2 separate regions of the Homo sapiens genome follow, and region 2 is linked to region 1. Evidence: read pairs that join two places in POLR2A ChIA-PET (ENCODE). Cell type or tissue: GM12878. All regions are shown on one strand. Links, peaks and the distances in the headings refer to the core of each region. The heading gives the core; the rest is flanking DNA. Region 1 overlaps RBMS2 (RNA binding motif single stranded interacting protein 2). Region 2 overlaps SPRYD4 (SPRY domain containing 4).

Region 1 (5,376 bases), core at 264-5,263:
GCGATCTCGGCTTACTGCAAGCTTCACCTCTCAGGTTCACGCCATTCTCCTGCCTCAGCCTCCCCAGCAGCTGGGACTACAGGTGCCCACCACCATGCCCGGCTAATTTTTTGTATTTTTAGTAGAGACGGCGTTTCACTGTGTTAGTCTGGATGGTCTCGATCTCCTGACCTTGTGATCCGCCCTCCTCGGCCTCCCAAAGTGCTGGGATTATAGGCGTGAGCCACCGTGCCTGGCCTCAAAAGTTATTTATAAAAGAAAAAGACAAATTTAACTATATAGAAATTTTAAACTTTTTTTTTTTTTTTTTGAGACATGGTCTTGCTCTGTTGCACAGGATGAAGTACAGTGGCGCGATCACAGCTCACTGAAACCTCAATCTCCGGGCTCAAGCAATTCTCCCACCTCAGCCTCCTGAGTTACTGGGATTACAGGCACGCACCACCTCACCTGGCTAATTTTTGTATTTTTTGTAGGGACAGGGGTTTTGCCATGTTGCCCAGGCTGGTCTCGAACTCCTGAGCTCAAGTGATCTGCCTGCCTCTGCCTCCCAAACTGCTGGGATTTCAGGCATGAGCCATCACACCTGGCCAAATTTTAAACTTTTATATGGCAAAAACTAGTGATTCCCACACTATGGTCCCTGGACCAGCAGCAGTGGCAGCAGCATCACCTGGGAACTTGTTGGACATGCAAATTCTTGCCTTCCACCCATCTTACTGAACCAGGAACTGGGTGTGGTGCCCAGCAATCCAGTTTTCAATAAGCTTTCCACATGATTCTGATACATCGCTAAAGTTTGAGGACCACAAATTCAACAGCCAAAAAATAAAATTGGAAAAAAATTTGTAACAAAGATAACATTTAGAAGATTAATACTTACATGGAGTTTTTATAAGTTGATGGGAAAAGAACAAATAACCAAATAGAAACATGGACAAAGCATATGAATAGCAATCAGAGAGAAGCCAATCAAACTATGACAAATGAAATGGTTAAATTCACCTATAGTAAGGGACATGCAAATTAAAATAACGATGTACTTTACATTCATCAAGACAGGAACAATTTTTTTGTTTTTTTTTTTGAGACAGAGTTTCACTCTTGTCGCCCAGGCTGGAGTGTAGTGGCGCGATCTCGGCTCACCACAACCTCTGCCTGCTGGGTTCAAGCAATTCTCTGGCCTCAGCCTCCCAAGTAGCTGGGATTACAGGCGCCCGCCACCATGCCCAGCTAATTTCTGTGTTTTTAGTAAAGACTAGGTTTCACCATGTTGGCCAGGCTGGTCTCGAACTCCTGACCTCAGGTGATCCACCTGCCTCGGCCTCCCAAAGTGCTGGGATTACAGGTATGAGCCACCGTGCCCAGCAAGACAGGAACAATTTTAAAAGAGCAGTAGCACCTATGCCTGGAAGGAAATGGGTACTTTCATACATGGCTGGTAGAAATGTGAGGTGACACAGCCTTTGTGGAAAGCAATCTGGCAACATCTATAAAACTGAAAATCCATATAGCATTCAACCTAGCAATCCACCTCCTGGGACTCTAGCCCCCAGAAATAGAAGCATTCATATATAAAAATATAGCACAAGGGTGTTTAGTGGAGCATTATTGATAGCAGCAAAAAAACGAATCTAAGTGAATGCCCCCATTGGGTATAGCTAAAGAATTCTGGCATATCTGCAGCATGAAATATAATGCAACCATTAAAAAAGATAAAATTAGAGCAGAGGATCTCAACATTAGCTGCAACAGAATCACCTGGAGGGCTTGTTAAAACCCAGATCACGGCTGGGCGTGGCGCAGCACTTTGGGAGGCCGAGGCGGGCGGATCACCTGAGGTCAGGAGTTTGAGACCAGTCTGGCCAACATGGTGAAACCCCGTCTCTACTAAAAAAAACAAAAATTAGCTGGGCGTGGTGGCGCATGCCTGTAATCCCAGGTACTCCAGAGGCTAAAACAGGAGAATCGCCTGAACCTAGGAGGCGGAGATTGCAGTGAGCCGAGATTGCACCACTGCATTCCAGCCTGGGCAACAGAGGGAGACGCCCTCTTAAAACAAACAAACAAACAAACAAAAGCCCAGATCACTGGGCCCCATCCTCAGAGTTTGTAATTCAGTAGATTTGGAGGGTAGTCCAAAATTTCTGTTTCTAAAAATTCTCAGATGATGCTGATGCTGCTTGTTCAGGGACCACACTTTGAGAATCACTGGTGTAGGATACTGTTAAGTGAGATGAGTGAATGTAAAAATATATTTAATCTGGTCCAATTTTTGTAAAATAAACAACTCCCCAAATGCTATACATATGTGTATTCATATGAAAAAATATGACAAATGCTACACAGTAGGACATTAACATGAGTTTACTTGTGGAGGTGGTGGAGGGGGAGTAAGAGGACACCATTAAAACTGTATACCATATATATGACCACATGCACAGATCATCTTTTACGCTGTTATGTAAAATTGTGTGTAATATGATTAAAAGGAAAAACAAAAAACAAGTAGTTCCTAGCCTTATATTACTTCACTTAAAGCACAGTAGTAGGGAAAACCACCACACCATTTTTCAGGCATGAACATACCTGATACGAAGACACAGGAGAGGAAAGGTATGGGGAGAGTGCAGACTGAGCAAGCATCCTGTTGGGGGTGATGTTATAGGGGGCTGGGTAAAACCTGTGGGAAGGAACCTCAATCAGTACTGAGTCACAGGAAACCACAAGGGAAGGGTCCCAACTGATAGGCACAGCCAACGTTCCCTTGACTTTCAAATAGAGAGAATCAAGATGAATCATTTGAGTGTCTGGACACAGGCCATTATCATTTTCAGGTGGCTTGATTATATAAAACCTTACCCATTCTGAAGAGCTGTGGTGGGGTCATAGGTCAAGGCCATGACGCCCTATAAAGAAAGAACACAGTGTTCACATTGTGAGCCCTTGAGTGAGAATAGGAGCTGGCCCAGAATGTCCAAGGCTGGGAATGTTTTGGTTTAACAAATTAAAGCCTAGACAAGTCCCACTACAGCTGTTTCAGAGTTTTTCTAATTGTGCAGGCCGCAAAGCCACACTCGAGAACAAACTGGCAGTATGTTCACAGCCAGCATTTCTCAATTACGTACTGTAGCTCTCAAGCTTTCCACCTAAGCTCACAGAAATCATGCCATGATCATTTCCGTTCCACTTTAATGTCGTTAGTACTCCTGTCTCCTCAGAGGTCCTCTTACCATGTCTGCATTCCTTGGCCAAGCCCGTCCATTTTGCACAAATTTTCCTTGGTTCTGTCGTTTCTTTGGCCCGCCATCAGCAAATTTGCAAAGCAAGGGATCGGATGGGGCTGCCGAGAGAGAAGGCAGATGGGCAGCTGAGTCCCACCTCATGTGGCCCAGGCACAGTCATGCAAAGCTGCTCCAGAATCTTCACTGGAAGTAACAACCTGTGGCCCTCTCAGCCTGAGCCCCAGATGCCTCACCTGGTACTCCAGGGGGTGTCTTAATATATTTTCCATTAAAGTGGGTGATGATGGCTTCACACTTCTCTGTGGACTCCATCCTAAGGAGCATAAGAGGGGTTAGGCTCTAGCTTCTCCAGGATCTGTGCTCTCCACACATTGAAAGAGAAAGCAAAGCTCTAAGTTCCCAGCCCCACAACTGCTCCAAATGTTATGACTACAGAAACACAGAGTGTCTGCCACACAAATTCAAGGTTCTTGAAGAGGTAACCCCAGCTTGTAATGAAGGTTCTTTCAACTGGTCCCTGTATGGGATCCTCATAGGAATAATGGCAGTCTTCAGACTATTAACATGGGCCCTCTCTTGTATCTGCCATATAAATAAGAATACAAGAAATAGAGGTTGTTACCATTATTTTTTATTAGAAAATTCTGAATGAAAATTGTTCCTTTAATTTGATAAAATTGTACAAGCTAAGAATTTGCCAATATTTATTTTTTGCTCCTTGTTGTAATTAAGGTCAAGGTCTAATTAGCTATTGATAATATCATTAATATTTCATGAATCTGTGGAAGGAAAAAGCAATAAGAAAGAGTTCATGGCCCATAGTGATAGAAAAAGGAATGTTGGAGTCTACTGAGTTAGTTTCTTGTTGGAGAAAGAGAAATAAGGAATCAGAAGACTGAGATTCCAGCACCACTTCGCCACCCAGAGCTCTGTGAGTTAGGACACTCACAAAAACCCTCTGATCCGCCGGGTGCGGTGGCTCACGCCTGTAATCCCAGCACTTTGGGAGGCTGAGGCAGGCAGATCACTTGAGGTCAGGAGTTTGAGGCCAGCCTGGACAACATGGAGAAACCCCATCTCTACTAAAAATACAAAAATTAGCCGGGAGTGGTGGCACTTGCCTGTAGTCCCAGCTACTCAGGAGGCAGAGGTGAGAGAATCGCTTGAACCTGGGAGGCAGAGGTTGTAGTGAGTCGAGATCACGCCATTGCACTCCAGCCTGGGCAACAGGGCGAGAATCTGTGTTAAAAAAAAAAAAAAAAAAAAGGCCAGGCTCAGTGGTTCACGCCTGTAATCCCAGCACTTTGGGAGGCTGAGGCGGGCGGATCACAAGGTCAGGAGATCAAGACCATCCTGGCCAACATGGTGAAACCCCGTCTCTACTAAAAATACAAAAAAAATTAGCTGAGTGTGGTGGTGCGTGCCAGTAGTCCCAGCTACTCGGGAGGCTGAGGGAGAAGAATTGCTTGAACCTGGGAAGCAGAGGCTGCAGTGAGCTGAGATCATGCCACTGCACTCCAGCCTAGGTGACAGAGCAAGACTCCGTCTCAAAAACAACAACAAAAAACAAAGCAAAACAAAAAAACCCCTCTGATCTACTCCTTATTTGTGCTTTAGAGATAACATCCATCTACCCTACCACATGGTGTTGTGTAGATCAAAGGAGATAATGTATATAAATGTGTTCTACAAATTATAAGGGACTATATAGAACAAGGAACAGTATTTTCACCTATTTCCATATTTAAATTAACTCAGTATATTTAATCTATTTCCCCATATTTAAAGTAAGACTCACATTTTCTGTGCCAATGACCACCAGAAATATGAACCATTCCTATAAAAGATTTTTTTTTTTTTTTTGAGACTGAGTCTTGCTCTGTCGCCCAGGCTGGAGTGCAGTGGCGCGATCTCGGCTCACTACAAGCTCTGCCTCCTGGGTTCACACCATTCTCCTGCCTCAGCCTCCCAAGTAAGCTGGGACTACAGGTGCCCGCCACCACACCCGGCTAATTTTTTTTGGTATTTTTAGTAGAGACGGGGTTTCACCCTGTTAGCCAGAATGGTCTCCATCTCCTGACCTCGTGATCCGCCCGCCTCATCCTCCCAAAGTGCTGGGATTACAGGCATG
Region 2 (5,376 bases), core at 236-5,235, 100 kb after region 1:
GAGTACATCACTGTCCTTGTAGCTGACCTTTCTGGCCTCTTCTTTCCTCTAAAGGCACTAAAGGCCACTGGACTGCAGACATCAGATCCTCGGCTCCGAGACTGCATGAGCGAGATGCACCGCGTGGTCCAAGAGTCCAGTAGTGGTGGCCTCTTGGACCGAGATCTCTTCCGAAAGTGAGGGCCCCAGAAACAAGGGCACTGCTCTCTGAAAACTGTCCTGTGGACATAGACTCTCAGAGCAGGGAGGAATTTGGGAATTGTATAGTTCAATTCCTCATTTTATTTTATTACTTATTACATAAGTTATACATGAATACTCATCATAAGAGTTCAAACAATATAGAAATACATGTTCTCCTTTCCCTCCCTACTCAATCCCTGTCCTCTTTTCCCAGAAGTAAATATTAGCAGATTAGTGGGTATCTTCTAGATAATGTCCTATGTACTGACATACATACATGAATATATATAAATATACTTTTATGATTTAGGATTTTTTAAATATCAAGGTAACATACATACATATTATTCTGGTATTTATTTTTTTTCTCATATCCCAAGACATAGTGTCTTTCCACATCATTAAAACCCCTCATTTTAGAGGTACGGAAACTAAGACCTAGAAAGGTAAACTGATTTGCCAAAGGTAACAGAGCTGTTGATCCCAAACCTGAAGACCACTCAACCTTCTTTATTCCCAATTTCCGTGGCTCCAGAGTGAGTCCCAGCTGCATTTCTCTAGCCCCCTAATCCAATCGTGTCTGGGATCCAGGTGTGTGAGCAGCAACATTGTGCTCCTGACCCAGGCATTCCGAAAGAAGTTTGTCATTCCTGATTTTGAGGAGTTCACGGGCCATGTGGATCGCATCTTTGAGGATGTCAAAGAGCTCACTGGAGGCAAAGTGAGAGTCAGGGGACTAAGGGAGGGGTCAGGGACCTGGGCCAGATTTTTTTTTTTTTTTTTTTTCCTGAGACAGAGTTTTGCTCTGTCACCCGGGCTGGAGTGCAATGGTGCAATCTCAGCTCACTGCAACCTCCACCTCCCAGGTTCAAGCGATTCTCCTGTCTCAGCCTCCCGAGTAGCTGGCATACACCACCATGCCCGACTAATTTTTGTATTTTTAGTAGAGATGGGGTTTTGCCATATTGGCCAGGCTGGTCTCGAACTCCTGATCTCAAGTGATCCACCCACCTCGGCCTCCCAAAGTGCTGGGATTACAGGCATGAGCCACCACACCTAGATATACCTCGCTTCTCAGAGATTTCCTGGGGCTGGGAGTCCTATGAATGAGAGATGAGAAGCAGAACTTCTGTAAATGGTGACATGGCTTCATGTGTTTCTATACACGATTCCTAGAGCAGGTGAGGGAATCAAGATCGAATAGAGCCTTCAAAGGGATTTATAGGGTAACTGAGCCTAAGAACCAAAAGGGGAAGGTTGCCTCAGAATTCTCCTTTTTTAACTTCCATTGGCTTTACTGCTATCTCTACAGGATTGCGGATACACAAAGATATGGCCTTCTAGGACTTAAGGCTCGGGCATTTCTGGGAGCAACAGGCAGGAGGGAACCCCTCTGCCCTATAGAAGACAGAATTTTAGCTTTTATCTAAAAGATTCTCTTGACCCTCAACCTCAACTCTGTTCCTCTTCTCCACATCCATCTCCCTTTTCTCTACCCACTCATGTCCAGGTGGCAGCCTACATCCCTCAGCTGGCCAAGTCAAACCCAGACCTGTGGGGTGTCTCCCTGTGCACTGTGGATGGTCAACGGTGAGATGCTGGGCAAGAGGAAGGGGAGGCAGGGCACAGGTGCCGAACACAGGCCAACCCCTTTCATGGCATCTGTCTGCCTCCAGGCACTCTGTGGGCCACACAAAGATCCCCTTCTGCCTGCAGTCCTGTGTGAAGCCCCTCACCTATGCCATCTCCATAAGCACCCTAGGCACTGACTACGTGCACAAGTTTGTGGGCAAAGAGCCAAGTGGCCTGCGCTACAACAAGCTCTCCCTCAATGAGGAAGGTGAGCACTACCAAGGCTCAGACCGTACTTACAGCTGTCCCCTTCTCCTTATCCCCACCCCATCTCCCAGCCTTTTTTGTTTCTCTGCCCTTCCTGATTAGCCCTGTCATGCCTTTCTCCCTAGCAGTCTTTCTTGTCTAACCCACAAAGTGAGCGGGCTGTCAGGGAGGCTTTGTTCAGTGGCTAAGACTCTTGGTGGTTTGTATTTCCCCAGGAATCCCCCATAACCCCATGGTCAATGCTGGTGCCATTGTTGTCAGCTCCCTGATCAAGGTCAGTGCCACCTTAACCTTCTGATAGGTATTATCCTCTAAGCTCCTGTGTTCCTGTATCCCTCATATTTGTTCAGCTCTCCAGGGAGACTGGTGGGGCTCTGATTCCTTTGAGGGTCCCCAGAAGGCACATGAGGCACAGCAGGGACCCACATGTTATGCTGACAATGTCAGTATAAGAGACTGCACCACCTCCGTCATCCCCACTCAGTACTGTTCCCTGCCCCCACCCATGAGTCTAGAGCCTAGAGCTTTCTGACCCTTAGAGAAGTGAGCAGGTCCTGACCCCTGCCTAGGACCAAGGGCCAAATGCCAGAGACAAGGGGAGGACAGCACTATTGGGCACTGATTGGCCACTTCTGGGTGTGGGACACCTGCAGGCAAGGGTGAATGGCCAGGCCAGGGCAGTTATTCACGTCACCTGGAACTGTGAGTTGGCCTTGAACAGGGTGTCAGACTAGCCCATCAGCTGTAGGTCTCCCAGGGCTTGAGCAAGAACCTGGGAGCAGCTGGGCAGCAACACCCTGGAGCCAATCACAGCCCCTCCTGGGGAAGGTGGTGTTAGGAATCCTCCCCTCAGGGACTCAGGTATCAGAGTCCCTGTGGTATTGACTCTGTAGTTGACACATGAGTAAGCAATGAGTCTGGGTGAGGAAAAGAGGCTGAGTCTCTCCCCTTGTTCTGTGATGGCTCCATCTACAAACCTGTATCTGGGACCTGCCTCATCCCATTCCCATCTAAGTAGGACCTTTTTTAAAAAATATAGAGGCCAGGCGCGGTGGCTCACGCCTGTAATCCCAACACTTTGGGAGGCCGAGGTGGGCAAATCACGAGGTCAGGAGATCGAGACCATCCTGGCTAGCACGGTGAAACCCCGTCTCTACTAAAAATACAAAAAATTAGCCAGGCTTGGTGGTGGGCACCTGTGGTCCCAGCTGCTCGGGAGGCTAAGGCAGGAGAATGGTATGAACCCGGGAGGCGGAGCTTGCAGTTGAGCCGAGATCCTGCCACTGCACTCCAGCCTGGGCGACAGAGCAAGACTCCATCTCAAAAAAAAAAAAAAAAAAAAATTGAGGCAGGGTCTCTCCTATGTTGCCTAGGCTGGTCTCAAACCCCTGGTCTCAAGCGATCCTCCTGCCTCAGCCCCCCAAATTGCTGAGATTACAGGCATGAACCATCATGCTGGCCAATGGGATGGAGTAAAGCTCCAGCATGGGGTGTAAGGAATGGGGATGGAGATCAGGGATAGGGTGGGGCTAGGAGACAGGATTCGAGTCAGGAAAATGAACGTGGGAGTCAGGGATGAGGGTTTGGATTGAGAATGGAAGTGGGATGGCCCAGCAAGCTGGCTCATGCCTGTAATCCGAGCTACTTGGAGGCTGAAGTGGGAGGATCGCTTGAGCCTGGGAGGTCAAAGCTGCAGTGAGCCATGATCGTGCCACTGCACTCCAGCCTGGGTGACAAGGGTGACAAAGCAAGACTGTCTCAAAAAAAAGAAAGAGAAAGAGAGGAGCCAATGGAAGTGCGGTGTTTTCAGAAGGATAAAAAAAGGGCCATTATAAAATTGAACACATTTGCAGCAGCAGGACCAGACTAACACTAGAACTCCACTAGATCCTTCTGACCCTTCCCTCTGTCATCCTCCTACACTTAGAATGCTGACATCTCTCTCTTTCTCTGCAGATGGACTGTAACAAAGCAGAGAAGTTTGATTTTGTAAGTTCCCTTGCTACTTAGCCCCTGGCTGCATTTCGCCATGGCATGCTGTCCTCTCCAGCTGCCCCAGTGGCTCTCTAACCCCACTACCAGGTGCACCAGCCCATACTAGAAGCCTTATTTCCAGAAATGTGGAAATCTGCTGGCCTCAGAGAGGAAAGCCTCTTGACAAGACCTGAGTTCAGAAGGGCTAGTCAACCTGTGAGGTATTAATAGAGCTTCTTAACCAAGTGGAGCCTCAATGTCCCTTTTTCTCTTCCAGGTGTTGCAGTATCTCAACAAAATGGCTGGGAATGAATACATGGGTTTCAGCAATGCCACGTAAGTCCCTACTCAGAGGACTGACTGAAAGCATTGTGGTGTATGTGTGTGTACTTAGGATGGGGACAAGAGGAATGGGGGAGAGAGAATCTTAGGAGGAAGAAATCCCAGGGGAACTTTGGCCCTCCAGCTTCCTCTGAGTCCCTTCATAAACATTTGTTTATCTTGTAAAATAATTTGTTCCATTTCTAATTAGTACATAATGAGAGAGGCAGTGTGATGGTTTGTGCCTAAGCCCTTTCTTGCCAAGACTTTCAAAGCCAAAAACTTCACCAGTTTTCCTAGATGACTAGACAGTTTGGGGTGTTTGGTTTGGGTTTACTTTATAACAAAACTATGCTGAGTGTTTGCTCAGGTTCAGAAATTTCCTCTAATATTACTGTGAGAAGTTATAAAGGGGTTCATTTAGTTTGTGGTGTGATGTAGTTCTGTCTCTCCAGGGAAGGTAATTTTTCCCCTTCTCCCAACACCCACTCCTCCAACTTCAAGTACTAAATTGGGTGTTTGCTTCAGATTCCAGTCAGAGAAGGAAACAGGGGATCGGAATTATGCCATCGGCTATTATCTCAAGGAAAAGAAGGTAACCAGAAGAGGCCGGAAGAGAAAGTCCCTGGGAATTCTGCTGCTAGTGGAAGGGCAGTAGGGGTTGGGGGCTTCAGCTGAGACCCTGACAGTGTGAAAGGGCTGATGTCCTGAAGAGAAATGCTCTCCCCTCTCTTCCTTGCAGTGCTTTCCTAAGGGGGTGGACATGATGGCTGCCCTTGATCTCTACTTCCAGGTAAGAAAACACTGCTCAGGGCCGAGGGAACAGGACAGACTGTCCTTGCCCTTGCCCTTTCCCTACACCCGAGGGTCCCATGTGCAGGTTCACGTCACATCTTCACCTATTCTTTGTTTTCATAGCTGTGTTCTGTGGAGGTCACTTGTGAATCAGGCAGTGTCATGGCAGCCACCCTCGCCAACGGTGGGATCTGCCCCATCACAGGCGAGAGTGTGCTGAGTGCTGAAGCAGTGCGCAACACCCTCAGCCTCATGCATTCCTGC

Evidence for each region. ChIA-PET counts read pairs that join two places held together with the same protein. Peaks named below come from ENCODE experiments on the same cell type or tissue, not always from the same donor. Only the 100,000 strongest peaks of a DNase experiment are listed, where the experiment ranks them.
Region 2: POLR2A ChIA-PET joins it to region 1 with 5 read pairs; 10 of 35 experiments call an interaction of 5 or more read pairs at or near these places.

The regions. Positions count from the first base shown.
Region 1 is chr12:56,579,366-56,584,741 of GRCh38, reverse strand. RBMS2 (RNA binding motif single stranded interacting protein 2) reads right to left here. Exons shown (of 14, transcript NM_002898.4): 6 at 3,479-3,558; 7 at 3,234-3,343; 8 at 2,863-2,909; 9 at 2,590-2,683. Among named protein-coding and RNA genes, the nearest start is that of BAZ2A, 48 kb to the left of the region's middle. RefSeq lists an enhancer at 2,547-2,596. In GM12878, for the core only: no CTCF peak of the experiment used is centred there; a DNase peak (open chromatin) is centred at 2,791.
Region 2 is chr12:56,474,580-56,479,955 of GRCh38, reverse strand. It overlaps SPRYD4 (SPRY domain containing 4), which reads right to left. Exons shown (of 2, transcript NM_207344.4): 2 at 248-5,376. GLS2 (glutaminase 2) reads left to right here. Exons shown (of 18, transcript NM_013267.4): 3 at 55-176; 4 at 775-904; 5 at 1,694-1,773; 6 at 1,860-2,023; 7 at 2,238-2,296; 8 at 3,979-4,011; 9 at 4,274-4,332; 10 at 4,846-4,912; 11 at 5,060-5,110; 12 at 5,236-5,376. Among named protein-coding and RNA genes, the nearest start is that of SPRYD4, 8.7 kb to the right of the region's middle. In GM12878, for the core only: no CTCF peak of the experiment used is centred there; no DNase peak of the experiment used is centred there.